Linked DNA regions of Homo sapiens: region 2 is linked to region 1. A link is an interaction called in ENCODE POLR2A ChIA-PET data of the cell type or tissue named here. Cell type or tissue: GM12878. All regions are shown on one strand. Each heading gives the region's core, and the rest is flanking DNA. Links, peaks and the distances in the headings are about the cores only.

Region 1 (7,567 bases), core at 1,728-6,727:
AGTTGGGTTGCTGTAAGCTCCGCCTCCTGGGTTCACGCCATTCTGCTGCCTCAGCCTCCGAAGTAGCTGAGACTACAGGCGCCCGCCACCACGCCTGGCTAATTTTTTCTATTTTTAGTAGAGACAGGGTTTCACCGTGTTAGCCAGGATGGTCTCGATCTCCTGACCTCGTGATCCACCCCCTCGGCCTCCCAAAGTGTTAGGATTGCAGGCGTGAGCCACCGCGCCTGGCCTAGATTTCTTTTTTTTTTTTTTTCTGAGACGGAGTTTTGCTCTTATTGCCCAGGCTGGAATGCAATGATGCGATCTCGGCTCACTGAAACCTCGGTCTCCTGGGTTCAAGCGATTGTCCTGCCTCAGCCTCTGAGTAGCTGAGATTACAGGCATCTGCCACGATGGCCGGCTAATTTTGTATCTTTAGTAGAGATGGGATTTCTCCACGTTGGTCAGGCAGGTCTCGAACTCCCGACCTCAGGTGATCGGCCTCTCAAAGTACTGGGATTACAGGTGTGAGCCACCCACCGTGCCCAGCCTCTTTTTTTTTTTTTTTTTGAGACACAGTCTCCCTCTGTTGCCCATGCTGCAGTGCAGTGGCATAATCTTGGCTCACTGTAACCTCCACTTCTCAGGTTCAAGCTGATTCTCCTGTCTCAGCCTCCCGAGTAGCTGGTGTTACAGATGTGCACCATCACCCGGCTAATTTTTGTACTTTTAGTAGAGACGGGATTTCACCATGTTGGCCAGGCTGGACTCGCACTCCCAAGCTCAGGTGATCTGCCCACCTCGGCCTCCCAAAGTGCTGGGATTACAGGCATGAGCCACCGCACCGGCAAGAATTTCTTTTTTTGAATAGTTCAACAATTATTTATTAGTGGGTCACAATGGCACACACCTGTAGCCCCAGCTACTTAGGAGGTTGAGGCAGGAGGATTGCTTGAGTGAGCCAGCCTAGGCAACATAATGAGACACCAAGACCCCGTCTCTAAAAAGAAAAAAATGTATTTATTGTAGGCCAAAGTTTGCCTGTCTGAAAATTTCGTTATGTTGGTTCTAGTTCTGCCCTCTGGAGTAACATAGTGTAAGATGAAACAAGGCTGTTCTGCCTTCTGTTTTGTAACCCTCATTATCTGAAAACAGCTCTCATGTTTTCTTCAGATTCAAGATTCTTAGCTTATTCAGCCATTACTGAATGGTGTGGTTGTAGTTTGTAAACAGGGTGATTGACAGGTCTAGAGCATAAGTCTATAATGGATTTATCAGAGGGCACTAGGTTCAGTGAGGCCTGGAAAGGATCCTTGTGCACATTTGCCTTTTCCAGAGATAGAGGATGCTGCAGCAACCTAAGCTGGGCCTTATAGCGGAGGAAATATACCAGACTAGTTCAAGAGCCAATTTCATTAATTCACTGTCTTACCCAATCTATCCCAGAACCACCAAATCAGGTCTCTTGGCTGTTGATGCCAGTGAGCTCCAGAAAGATGAGGCATACGCAGGCAGTACTAGAACTATATTCAAATTAATCTCTGCTGGACAGTTAAGCAGTCCTTATCTGATTTTAGTTTGGAGTTAGGGTTCCTTCTAACACTCAATGTCTTGTTCCATCTTTCCACTGCATGCAGACATCTGAATGGGACTCCGAGTGCCTTACATCCCTGCAGCCCCTTCCTCTTCCTACACCCCCAGCAGCAAATGAGGCACACCTGCAGACAGCAGCTATCTCTCTGTGGACAGTGGTGGCCGCCGTGCAGGCTATAGAGAGGAAGGTGGAGATCCACAGCCGGCGACTCCTACACCTGGAAGGTCGGACAGGGACAGCAGAGAAGAAACTAGCCAGCTGTGAAAAGACAGTTACCGAGCTTGGGAACCAGCTGGAGGGCAAGTGGGCCGTGCTGGGAACCCTGCTGCAGGAGTACGGGCTGCTGCAGAGGCGGCTGGAGAACTTGGAGAACCTGCTGCGCAACAGGAACTTCTGGATCCTGCGGCTCCCTCCAGGTATTAAGGGAGATATCCCAAAGGTAATACCTTCATTTCTAGATGTAAAGTGGTACCACTAGAACTTACATTAGTAGTAGTCTTGGTCATTCAGTTACTTAGATTTTTTATTTCCTTTTAAAGTTTCTTAAAATATCTCAGTCTGAAAGAATCATGAAGGTGTTTTATGTTTGTCTATTTGGGAAACATTTTATGTTCAATTTAGTACCCATTTAGAGTGCCAAGATTCAGATTGGAAACCTCTTGCTGGACCAAAGTTGGCTATCTGGTAGATGGATTTTTTTTCTCTTTTGGTTTCTCCTACCCATTACCCATGAGCCGCTTCTTTCTTCGTTAACTTGTGTGCCAGATTCTTGGGGAGGAGACTACATAAATATTCTTTTAAATCAGTCAATTTGAGGCTGGGCGCGGTGGCTCATCCCAGCACTTTGGGAGGCTGAGATGGGCAGATACCTGAGGTCAGGAGTTTGAGACCATCCTGGCCAACGTGAGGAAACCCTGTCTCTACTAAAAATACAAAAATTAGCCGGGTGTGGTAGCACATGCCTATAATCCTAGCCACTCGGGAGGCTGAGGCTGGAGAATAGCTTGAACCCAGGAGTTGGAGGTTGCAGTGAGTCGAGATCATGCCACTGCATGCCAGGCTGGGCAACAAGAGCAAAACTCCTTCTAAAAAAAAAAAAAAAAGGCCTGGCGAGATGACTCACACCTGTAATCCCAGCATTTTGGGAGGCTGAGGCAGGTGGATCTCCTGAGGTCAGGAGTTCAAGACCAGCCTGGCCAACATGGTGAAACCCCGTCTCTACTTAAAATACAAAAATTGGCCAGGTGTGGTGGCTCACACCTGTAAACCCAGCACTTTGGGAGGCCGAGAAAGGCAGATCACAAGTTCAGGAGTTCAAGACTGGCCTGGCCAACAAGGCGAAACCCCATCTCTATTAAACATACAAAAATTAGCTGGGCTTGGTGGTGGGCGCCTTTAATCCCAGCTACTTGGGAAGCTGAGGCAGGAGAATCGCTTGAACCCGGGAGACAGAGGTTGCAGTGAGCTGAGATTGCGCCACTGCACTCCAGCCTGGGCAACAGAGTGAGACTCCGTCTCCAACAACGACAAAAAAGAAGAATCACCTGGTAGGCTTTTAAAATTTTGGTGAGCATCACATCCAGATTCTGACCTAATAGGTCCAGGATGGAGCTTAAGCATGAATAATTTTTTAAAAACCTCCATAGATGATTCTAATATATGACTAGGGTTGTGAATCACTGATGTGTAGGGCATTTAAGACCAAGGAAAGGAATTTGGATTTTTAACTAAGGTGTAATGAGGAGAAATTGGAGGGTTTGAAGCAGAGGAATTATATTTGGTTATATATATATATATATATATATATTTTTTTTTTTTTTTTTTTTTTAATTTTTTTTTTTTTGAGATGGAGTCTCACTCTGTTGCCCAGGCTGGAGTGCAGTGGCGCCATCTCGGCTCACTGCAAGCTCTGCCTCCCGGGTTCACGCCATTCTCCTGCCTCAGCCTCCTGAGTAGCTGGGACTACAGGCGTCCGTCACCATGCCCAGCTAATTTTTTGTATTTTTAGTAGAGACGGGGTTTCACCATGTTAGCCAGGATGGTCTTGATCTCCTGACCTCGTGATCCGCTCGCCTTGGCCTCCCAAAGTGCTGGGATTATAGGCATGAGCCACCGCGCCCGGCCAGTTTTATATATTGAAAGAATCCCTTTGGCTGCTTTGTGGAGGATGGATCGTAGGGGAAGAACTGAAGAAGGGAGGAAATACTAAGGCAGGGAGGGATGCAAGTGGCTTGGATGAGGGTAGCAGTTGTAGAGATGGAGAGAAGTGGACAGATGCAGGATGTTTGGTGGTAGAACTGACAATAAGAGTTACTGATGGGAAGGCAGGGTGCATTGGCTCACGCCTGTAATCCCACCACTTTGGGAGGTTGAGGCGGGCGGATCATGAGGTCAGGAGTTTGAGACCAGCCTGGCCAACATGATGAAACCCCGTCTCTACTAAAAATACAAAAAAATTAGCTGAGCGTGGTGGTGGGCACCTGTAATCCCAGCTACTTGGGAGGCTGAGGCAGGAGAATCGCTTGAAGTTGAGGGGGAGGTTGCAGTGAGCCGAGATCACGCCACTGCACTCCAGACCAGGCAACAGGGCGAGACTCCATCTCAAAAAAAAAAAAAAAAAAAAAAAGAGTTACTGATGGGAATTAGGAAATAAGGCATTAAGAACAGTAATTGTAGGCCAGGCGCAGTGGCTCACGCCTGTAATCCCAGCACTTTGGGAGGCCAAGGCAGGTGGATCACCTGAGGTGAGGAGTTTGAGACCAGCCTGACCAACATGGAGAAACCCCATCTCTACTAAATATACAAAAAAATTAGCTGGGCCTGGTGGCGCATACCCGTAATCCCAGCTACTTGGGAGGCTGAGGCAGGAGAATCGCTTGAACCCAGAAGGCGGAGATTGCGGTGAGGGGAGATTGTACCACTGAACTCCAGCCTGGGCAACAAGAGCGAAACTCCATTTCAAAAAAAAAAAAAAGAATAATTATAAATTTACTGTGTGGTAATTTAGTTAGAACTTACTATTCTAAGTGTTCTACTTATTTTAAGGCATATGAGTCTCAGAAGAACCCAACTTGCCCGAGGTCACATAGTTAATATAAATAACAAAGTTGTGTTTTAACTAGGTTGGCTCCAGAGCAGATGCTCTTAACCACGTTAGGTTTACTGTCTCAGGCTTTCGGCTTGAAGAACTGGGTAGATGGTGTTGGAGTTTCCTTGAGGGGAATACCTTGGGAAAGTGTGGCCTTGGGGGTGGGAGGAAATTAGGAGTTCCCCTTTGACAATGTTAGGTTTGAAATGCCTGTGATACTTTCAGGAGAGACGTTAAAAGTGGACTAAGAAAGTCCAGGACAGGGCGGGGCACGGTGGCTAATGCCTGTAATCCCAGCACTTTGGGAGGCCGAGGCGGGCGGATCACGAGGTCAGGAGATCGCGACCATCCTAGCTAACACGGCGAAACCCCGTCTCTACTAAAAAATATATAAAATTAGCCGGGCGTGGTGGCGAGCGTCTGTAGTCCCAGCTACTCGGGAGGCTGAGGCAGGAGAATGGCATGAACCCGGGAGGCGGAGCTTGCAGTGAGCCAAGATGGCGCCACTGCACTCCAGCCTGGGCGACAGAGACTCCGTCTCAAAAAAAAAAAAAGAAAATCCAGGACCAGCAGGGCGCGGTGGCTCACGCCTGTAATCCCAGCACTTTGGGAGGCCAAGGCAGGCGTATCACGAGGTCAAGAGATCGAGACCATTGTGGCCAACATGGTGAAATCCCGTCTCTACTAAAAGTACAAAAATTAGCTGGGCGTGGTGGCGCTCGCCTGTAGTCCCAGCTACTTGGGAGGCTGAGACAGGAGAATTGCTTGAACTCGGGAGGCGGAGGTCGCAGTGAGCCGAGATCGTGCCACTGCACTCCAGCCTGGCGACAGAGTAAGACTCTGTCTCAAAAAAAAAAAAAAAAAAAAGAGTCCAGGACCAAGTCCGGTGGTAGGAGGAGCCGGCAGAGGAGATTAAGAAGGAAAGGCTGGGCCAGCGCCGTGGCTCATGGTGGCAGGCGCCTGTAGTCCCTGCCTGTAGCTACTCGGGAGGCTGTGGCAGGAGAATCGCTTGAACCCAGGAGGTGGAGGTTGCAGTAAGCCGAGATCGTGCCATTGCACTCCAGTCTGGGCAACAGAGCAAGACTCCGTCTCCAAAAAACGAATAAAAATAAAAATCAAAAAGAAGGAAAGGCTGATGAGGTAGAGGAAAAAACAAACAGGAAAGTATGTGGTGTCACAGGGCCAAGGAGAAAAAAAAAGCATCCCAAGTAGAGAGTTGTCATTTATGTTGAATATGTTACTGGGAGGTTTAGAAAGATGAGGACATTGAGTATGATTTGTCTGCATAGATGTCACTGGTGGCTTTTACAATAATTGCTTGTGTGGACTGGTGGGATAGAAGACTGAATGGAGCAGATTTTGAAGAGTGAATGCGAAGAGAAAAAATGGAAAGATGATCAACAACTTTTTCAGATTTTTCTGTGAAGTGGGGTGGAGATGAGGAAGTACCTGGGAAGGATATTGGAGCCGTTTCTCATAGAGAACCTTCTCCATAGTACATTTTGTTTGTGCATCTGGAGCTCCTCCAGAAGTTCCTTGGGATAATTTAAATTTAGTATTCATGGCCTGGCGTGGTATCTCACACCTGTAATCCCAGCACTTTGGGAGGCCTAGGCAGGCAGATCATCTGAGGTCAGGAGTTGGAGACCAGCCTGACCAACATGGTGAAACCCTGTCTCTACTGAAAATACAAAATTAGCTGGGCATGGTGGCGCATTCCTCTAATCCCAGCTACTCGGGAGGCTGAGGCAGGAGAATTGCTTGAACCCAGGAGGCAGAGGTTGCAGTGAGCCGAGATCATGCCATTGCACTCCAGCCTGGGTGACAGAGCGAAACACCGTTTCAAAAAAAAAAAAAAAGAAAATTAGTATTTATTTTAAGAATAATAGTAAAGGTAAGTTAAAATTATTGTCTTATCTGGAATAAGTGGTTAACAGTTAAACTGTCCATCTTAGACTCTAAAATCATCTATAAAGTAATGTGATTTCCCTTAAAGATTTTTTTTTTTTGAGATGGAGTCTCCCTCTTGCTCAGGCTGCAGTGCAGTGGCGTGATCTCGGCTCACTGCAACTTCCACTTCCCGGGGTCAAACGATTCTCCTGCCTCAGCCTCCCAAGTAGCTGAGATTACAGGTGTGTACCACCACGCCTGGTTAATTTTTGAATTTTTAGAGGAACTCTGACCTCAAGTGATGCACCTGCCCTGGTCTCCCAAAGTGCTGGGATTACAGGTGTGAGCCACCGCGCCTGGCCATCTCTTAAATATTTCTTAATGAAATTAAAATGCATTTGATTCTAGTCAAAATGTATTAAAGATTTACTAAATTGAAATATGAGAAACTTTTGTGTCCTTGCTTTGTTGAAAATGCTCTTTTTCGGCTGGGCGCGGTGGCTCACGCCTGTAATCCCAGTACTTTGGGAGGCTGAGGCAGGTGGATCATGAGGTCAAGAGATCGAGACCATCTGGCTAACATGGTGAAACCCCGTCTCTACTAAAAATACAAAAAAAATTAGCCGGGCATGGTGGCGGGTGCCTGTAGTCCCAGCTACCCGGGAGGCTGAGGCAGGAGAATGGCGTGAACCCGGGAGGTGGAGGTTGCAGTGAGCTGAGATCGCACCACTGCACTCCAGCCTGGGCTACAAAGTGAGACTCCGTCTCAAAAAAAATGCTCTTTTTCTGCTCTTAAATTTGAATGCCAAGTTCCAGGTCCAAAATAACTTTTCCTCAAAAAAAAAAAAAATTTTTTTTTTTGAGATGGAGTCTCACTCTGTCTCTGTTAGAAAGATGGAGTGCAGTGGCACAGTCTCCACTCACTTCAGCCTCCACCTCCCAGGCTCAAGCGATTCTCGTGTCTCAGTCCCGAGTAGCTGGGACTAAAAGCATGCACCACCATGCCTGGCTAA
Region 2 (7,567 bases), core at 1,681-6,680, 630 kb before region 1:
TTTGACTTCCTCTCTTCCTATTTGAATACGCTTTATTTCTTTCTCTTGCCTGATTGTCCTGGCCAGAACTTCCAATACTACGTTGAATAGGAGTGGTGAGAGAGGGCATCCTTTTTTTGTGCTGGTTTTCAAAGCGAATGCTTCCAGCTTTTGCCTACTCAGTATGATATTGGCTATGGGTTTGTCATAAATAGCTCTTACTATTTTGAGATATGTTCTGAGATAGGTTGGTTTTATCAGGGGTTTCCGCGTTTGCATCTTCCTCATTCTCTTGGCCTGCTGACATCCATGTAAGATGAGACTTGCTCCTCCTTGCCTTCTGCCATGATTGTGAGGTTTCCCCAGCCATGTGGAACTGTAAGTCCAGTTAAATCTCTTTCTTTTGTAAATTGCCTACACTTGGGTATGTCTTTATCAGCAGTGTGAAAATGGACTAATACACCTCCCTTGTTCTAATATCCAACTCCTGGTTCCCCTTTCATAAAATATAGCTGTAAAAGAAAAATAAATCCTAAATAATCACTAAGCTAAAGGGAAAAGTCAAGCTGGGAACTGCTTAGGGCAAACCTGCCTCCCATAGTATCCCTCTGCTCACTGAGATAGATGCATATCTGATTGCCTCCTTTGGAAAGGCTAACCAGAAACTCAAAAGAATGCAACCATTTGTCTCTCAGCTACCTGTGACCTGGAAGCTCCCTCCCTGCTTCGAGTTGTCCCTCCTTTCTGGACGGAACCAATGTACATCTTACATATACTGATTGATGTCTCATGTCTCACTAAAATGTATAAAACCAAGCTGTGCCCCGACCACCTTGGGCACATGTCATCAGGACCTCCTGAGGCTGTGCCATGGGTGCATGTTCTCAACCTTGGCAAAATAAACTTTCTAAATTAACTAAGACCTGTCTCAGATTTTCAGGGTTCACAAGCGTAAGCGTATCATCCCAAGGACCAGAAGTACATTTTATTTTTTATTTTTTAAATTGACCATCTTTACTATTTTTAAGTCAATAGTTCTGTGGTAATAAATACATTTATATCCTTTTTTTCCCCTTCATCTCTCCATCTCTCTCCCCTTTCCAGGCTCTGGTAGACACCAATCTTCTCTGTACCATCATGATATCCACTTTTTTAACTCCTACATATAAGTGAGAATGTGATATTTATCTTTCTGTGCCTGGCTTCTTTCATTTAACATAATGGCCTCCAGTTTCATCCACATTGCTGCAAATGACAGGATTTCATTCTTTTCGTGGCTGAATAACATCCCACCATCTATATAAACCATATTTTTGGCCAGGCATGGTGGCTGTAATCCCAGCACTTTGGGAGGCCAGGGTACGCAGATCACTTGAGATCAGGAGGTCAAGAACAGCCTGGCCAACATGGCAAAACCCGGTCTCTACTAAAAATACACAAATTAGCCAGGCGTGGTGGCACACCCCTGTAATCCCAGTTACTTGGGAGGCTGAGGCACGAGAATCACTTGAACCCGGGAGGCAAAGGTGCAGTGAGCTGAGATTGCACCACTGCACTCCAGCCTGAGTGACAGAGTGAGACTCTATCCCCAAAAAATAAATAATGAAAATAAATTACATTTTCTTTGTCCGTTCATATGTTGATGGGCCAGAAGGACATATTTTTGTATTATTCCTCTGATTAGTGATTAATTCAGCAAATACTTCTTGTCTCCCACATGCACCAGGAATAGTGTGGCGTGAAGCACCACCTCAGTCCCTGACCCTATGGAATTTTAGGATGAGTGGGAAAAACAGATGTTGGGCAATAACAGCAAAAGTGAGGCGCCATCAAAAGGAAGTGCATGGGAAACCAGAGCGCACAAAAAGAGGTCAGGGCCAAGTCTGGGATGTCCAAAAAGATCACCCGGATGAACTGATACTGACATTTAAGCCAAGACCTAGAGGATGAACAAGAGCAAGCTTGGGAGAAGCAGGTAGGCACGGGCAACAACAACAAATAAAAAGGCGGGGGGGTAAGCTTCTCCAGACACAGGAAACAGGGCTGAGTACATAAGCCACCTGAAGCTAGTGAAAGCAACCGGTAGAGCCTGATTCTTTGTCTATTTTGTCTTCCTTAAGGACTTCAAAGTGACACAGAAGCCTCAGAACCACCAGCGGCTTGAGGAGATTCACCCATTCATTCAGTCAGCACATGTTCACTCATGGCCCACAACGTGCCCAGGGTTATTCCAGGTGCTAGAAATTCAAAGCCAAACAACACAAAGTCCTAACCTGCTCTGCTTCTCTGAGGCGGGAGGAAAAAATGCCCCCAGAGGGAGAATCACTCACGAAGGATGAAAGCAGCCACCTGGCAGATGAGTGGAGCCCTGGTTACTAGCTAAGTTGAGATTAACTCAAGGGACATGTCAGGGGTCATTGACCTGACTAGCAGAGGAATTGGATTTACTTTGGGAAATATATTAGGATTTTAAAGACAGCAAAAAGAATTTTACTTAGCAGGTAAGACTATTCATTTTAGGACTGAATCGGTGAATTTGGGAGAGTTTGAGGCTTGATCAAAAAGAGGTGGTGATGAATTAGCCATTCCAGTAAAAGTAGCCAACAGACTTAATATTGGACATCCAGAAAGTGTAGTAAGGAATGCTGACAAGGGGAGGGGCTGGCTAGCCACATACAGGATGCTGTTAATTTTTTTTTTTTTTGAGATGGAGTCTCGCTCTGTCACCCAGGCTGGAGTGCAGTGGCACAATCTCGGCTCACTGCAAGCTCCACCTCTCAGGTTCATGCCATTCTCCTGTCTCAGCCTCTCGAGTAGCTGGGACTACAGGTGCCCACCACCAGGCCCAGCTAATTTTTTGTATTTTTTAGTAGAGACAGGGTTTCACCATGTTAGCCGAGATGGTCTCAATCTCCTGACCTTGTGATCCGCCCACCTCAGCCTCCCAAAGTGCTGGAATTACAGGCATGAGCCACCACGCCCAGCGATGCTGTTTATTTTTAGTAAAGGATCAGAACCATATGAGAGCTGCTCAAAACATACTAGGAATACAGCTAAAAATAGGATTTCATATGCAGGAGCTGGTCAGAAATGTTTCAGGTAAGGAGAACAATGCCTTTTGTTTACCTACAGAAATGTTAAGAGCATAACCTTTATATTACCAGTGCCTTTCGCAAAATAGGTTTAAAAACAAAATAGATGAAGGAAGGGAAGAAAATCATCTAGACACGGCAGGAAATCATCACATCGTAAAACACTGCTGTGGCAGCCTTGGGGATCCAGATAAAGGCAGGGATGTGGCTGAGGATGTAAAAGAACAAAGAGGTATTTCTAAGAGAGATCACAATGAGATGGGAAAATTTAAGGAATTACATGGGAAACAGAAGGAAATCAACTAAATAGTTAAGAATGAGCAAAGGGGCTGGGCGCCATGGCTCACACCTGTAATCCCAGTACTTTGGGAGGCCAAGGTGGGAGGATGGCTTGAGCCCAGGAGTTCGAGACCAGCCTGGGCAACAAACCAAGACTCTGTCTCTACAAAAAATACAAAAATTAGCTGGGCGTGGTGGTGTGTACCTGTAGTCCCAGCTACTTGGGAGGCTGAGGTGGTAGGATCACCTGAGCCCAGGTAGGTCGAGGCTGCAGTAAGCCATGATTGCACCACTGCACTCCAGACTGGGTGACAGGGTGAGATCTTGTCTCAAATAAAAATAAAAATAAAATAATCAGCAAAGGGTTCTAAAAGTAAAAGTCGGGGTGAAAATGGCTATACTGTGCCAACAGAAGGGTCTAGTGAAATTCATGCAAATAAAAACCAAAAAGAATGAGAAGAGCAGGCCACTGTAGACCAAGCTAAAGACCCACAATGAGAACAGAAGAGGAAGGAGGCCAGTGGAGAGCCAGAGGGGAGAGAAAAGGGGGCTAAACATGAAAAGAAGAAGGAAAATGGTTGTTCAGATTCTTGAAGCAATTATGAAAGTCACAAACACAGATAAAGCTCAGCTCAAGGAAAGATCGTGTGCCGCCTGGAGCATGAAAACACAGTCGTGAACTTTAGCCCACAGGAGTCTCAAAGAAAATGAGAGACGATCTGTTTGTTTCTCTTAGCTGCTTACAAAGAGAACTATACCCATGAAGGCATTTCTTTAAAAGTTGTCTCACCAATTAACAAAAATAGAAGAGAAGGGTACAGAAATGACAACTGTACTGAAGAACATATTTTAAAAGTTTGGAATCGTTTTTGGTTGAAAGGTCTATGATCACAATGCAAACTTGAAATGTGAAAAAGTGCATCTGTGAAGGTTTATGCTACTTCTACCCTCTGCAGTAGCAGAGAAGGAGAGAGGAAGGAAAAACAGAAATATGTGTGAAAGATGAAACGATTTCAGGCTTTGAAACTCTCCTGAGTACAAGAAAGGTGACAATGAATTTTGCTGATGTTGGACAAAGTTGATCATGCTAGAAATGACCAAACTCGAAGTCAAAATGAAGCCAAATCCAGACAGGCAAGGTTAAACGTCCAAGATGAAATTGCCCCTTTTCTATAAACTGTATCTACAATACTACAACGTGCTATGATTACAAAAACAGAGGGAGAACAAGTAGAACAGCATTTATATTTAGGAAAAGGCAGGATAAAGTAAAATGTATTGTATTTCATGATCACACTAACAATTATCAGAATTACCTTCTCAGAAGTGGGACACTGTAGAAGAGGAATATGGAAATTAACAAATTCCTATAGTGGAAGAGGATAAATTACATGAGGAGTGATAAAAATCTCACTTTTTTTAATGAGGTCGGCATAACTCTGATACCAAAACCTGACTGAGATTACATGAAAAAAAACTATAGACCAATATCCCTCATGAACATAGATGCAAAAATCTGTATATGATTTGATCCAGCAATCCCACTTGGAGCAGTTTATCCTAACGAAGCCCCCTTAGAGCTGTACAAAGATAGGAACAGACAGGCTTGTTCATCACAGCGTTATGCTTTTGTTGTTGTTTGATTAAACTTTTTAAAATTAAACTTTTAATTTTAAGATAATTATAGATTCATGTGTCATTGTAAAAACTGAGAAGAAATTCCCACATATCCTTTACCCAGTTTCCCCCAATACTAACATCCTGCAAATTTTCAGTACAGTATCACAACCATGATGTTGACATTGATACAAAGTAATTTTGGATATGCACATTGAAAAAGGACCTAGAAATTATGGAGAAATTTCCACTGAAGACTAATTTCTGTTCTGCATTAATGCTAAGTTAATGAGTATATCACTTCCAAAGGCAAGGAAAAAAGTTTTCATCCACTGTGTTTATCCACTCTTTCATTGTATTAGCTCTGGAAAGTAATTTTTGTTTATTCAGCATTTGGACATGCTACATAAACGTGCTTCATAATACATCATCGGTTTCTTTTTCTGACAAAGATAAACAAATGCATCATGAATGAAGGAAAGGTTTTGTCTTACCCCTCATTTTAAACCCCACCTAGCACCCTTCCCCTTGGGGTCTTCCCTCTTGAGAGCCAGTGGACTTGAGCATGGAAAAGCAGTGTTTTGTCATCTCTGCCCATTTCTTCTCCTGGCATGTTGCAAAGATGTATGCTGAGCTGAGAAGCATACACAGTCACATTGATTACATAGTCACGTTTTTAAAAATTCCTTCCTTCAGTGCTAAAGGTCAGAGGCATATCACTGACTGCCAGCTGTTTTCTGAGAATAGAGCAATTCTCTTTTTAAGCTGATTTTGATTGACATTTGGGTTGCCACTTCGGTGAACCTCTTTGGGCACTCACATAGCTGTTGTTCCATGAACTCTGCTCCAGTGCACATTGTCTAGTCTGTATCACGGCACACAAAGTCACCAATAACACGGCTTCATAAACTTCTTCTGTAGCGTGAATTTTCAATGATAAGAAGAACAAATTGCCATCAAGTGCTTCTCCTGTTCTCTTTTTCAAGAACTGACTCATACTTTATATGCAGCAAACTTATACTGCTATAAAGCAAAACTATTGCTGTGCTCTTCTGTATTTTATGCCATATAAATGATGTGACATCTTACAGAGTCATATGATTTAGGAATTTAGCCAGTAGTTTGTTCTATTTTTCTCTCTGAGCTCAGAACTATGTGGCACTCACTTTTGCAGCTGGTTTTATAAGTTCTCCCACAACTGTGTAACTAATAGTATTCTTGCTATGGAAAGTATAACGGGGTAAACTTTGAATGAACTTTGAGGAGTTTTGGTCTCATCTCCACTTTTAGTAATGAAATTTATTTATTTCATGCTGGGAGACTTATTTTGTCTTTGAAGGGAGCATGAAAAGAAAAACTTGGTTTATTAAGGTGGTTGCTGTATATTGTTAGAAAATGATGTGGACAAATTAACAGTTTCATGTTACTAACTTGAAAAGTTGTGGCTGGGTGTGGTGGCTCAAGCCTGTAATCCCAGCACTTTGGAAGGCCGAGAAGGGTGGATCACTTGAGGTCAGGAGTTCAAGACCAGCCTGGCCAACATGGTGAAATCACATCTTTACTAAAAATACAAAAATTAGCCGGATGTGGTGGGGTGCACCTGTAGTAATAGTTACTGAGGAGGCTAAGGCAGGAGAATTGCTTAAACCCAAGAGGTGGAGGTTGCAGTGAGCCAAGATGGTGCCACTGCACTCCAGCCTGGGCAACAGAAGCTCTGTTTCAAAAAAAAAAAAAAAGCCAGGTATGGTGGCACATGCCTGTAATCTCAGCTACTTAGGAGGCTGAGGCAGGAGAATCGCTTGAACCCAGGAGGCGGAGCTTGCAGTGAGCCGAGATCGCGCCACTGCACTCCAGCCTGGGCGACAGAGCCAGGCTTCATCTCAAAAAGGAAAAAAGTTTTGGAAGAAAATAAACTGAGAGTAGGTTGCAAATGGGCCAGTAAAACGGAGGGGTTTTTTTGGTATTTTTTTAACTGCATTTCCCATCTGTAATTCTCTTGTTAGGCTGATTTTGATCATCATTCCCCTCCCAGATATGTTTTTTCCAGTTCATACAGATCTGCATTCTGCAGTTCCACATTCACTTCAGATGTTTACCTTTTGTAAACCAAAAATACAATTCTAAGCCGCTCATCCGACTGAATGGACTCCTCCTCTTAGCCAAGGGGATTTCAAAGTAAATCTGAAATACTAATTCAGGCCATGATGGGAAGGAGAGGTAGGGCATGCCTCCTGATACCTTCCTCCCTTTGGAGTTCAGGCACAATTGACCAGCATTAACATCAAAACAGAAATCTTAAGACTGACAAAACAGACCCTCTGTGGCAGTAAGATACCAAATTCCAACCTGATTCCAGTATAGCATCACATGACAGATAGCAGGTCCTAAAAGAAATCAAGATACTTTACTCCAAAATACATTTCTTTGACATATTTTGAAGTGGCCCTGCAAAGCTGTCTCTTGTGGGGGAAATTTACATTCTGTACAGAATCTCAGTCCCTCTCCAGGTCTTTTTCTGATCCTGAGATTAGCTGAGAGTCCAGCAACTTTTAAAGGTCTGAATAGGAAACATTTGCCATCTACTGCCACTAAAGGTGTCC

Evidence for each region. Peaks named below come from ENCODE experiments on the same cell type or tissue, not always from the same donor. Only the 100,000 strongest peaks of a DNase experiment are listed, where the experiment ranks them.
Region 2: POLR2A ChIA-PET joins it to region 1 with 7 read pairs; 2 of 35 experiments call an interaction of 5 or more read pairs at or near these places.

The regions. Positions count from the first base shown.
Region 1 is chr7:149,152,326-149,159,892 of GRCh38, forward strand. ZNF398 (zinc finger protein 398) reads left to right here. Exons shown (of 6, transcript NM_170686.3): 2 at 1,620-2,015. Among named protein-coding and RNA genes, the nearest start is that of ZNF398, 8.7 kb to the left of the region's middle. RefSeq lists enhancers at 3,808-4,375, 4,376-4,941, 4,942-5,509. In GM12878, for the core only: no CTCF peak of the experiment used is centred there; a DNase peak (open chromatin) is centred at 4,795.
Region 2 is chr7:148,519,327-148,526,893 of GRCh38, forward strand. No RefSeq gene overlaps it. Among named protein-coding and RNA genes, the nearest start is that of C7orf33, 68 kb to the right of the region's middle. In GM12878, for the core only: no CTCF peak of the experiment used is centred there; no DNase peak of the experiment used is centred there; H3K27me3 peaks cover 164 bases.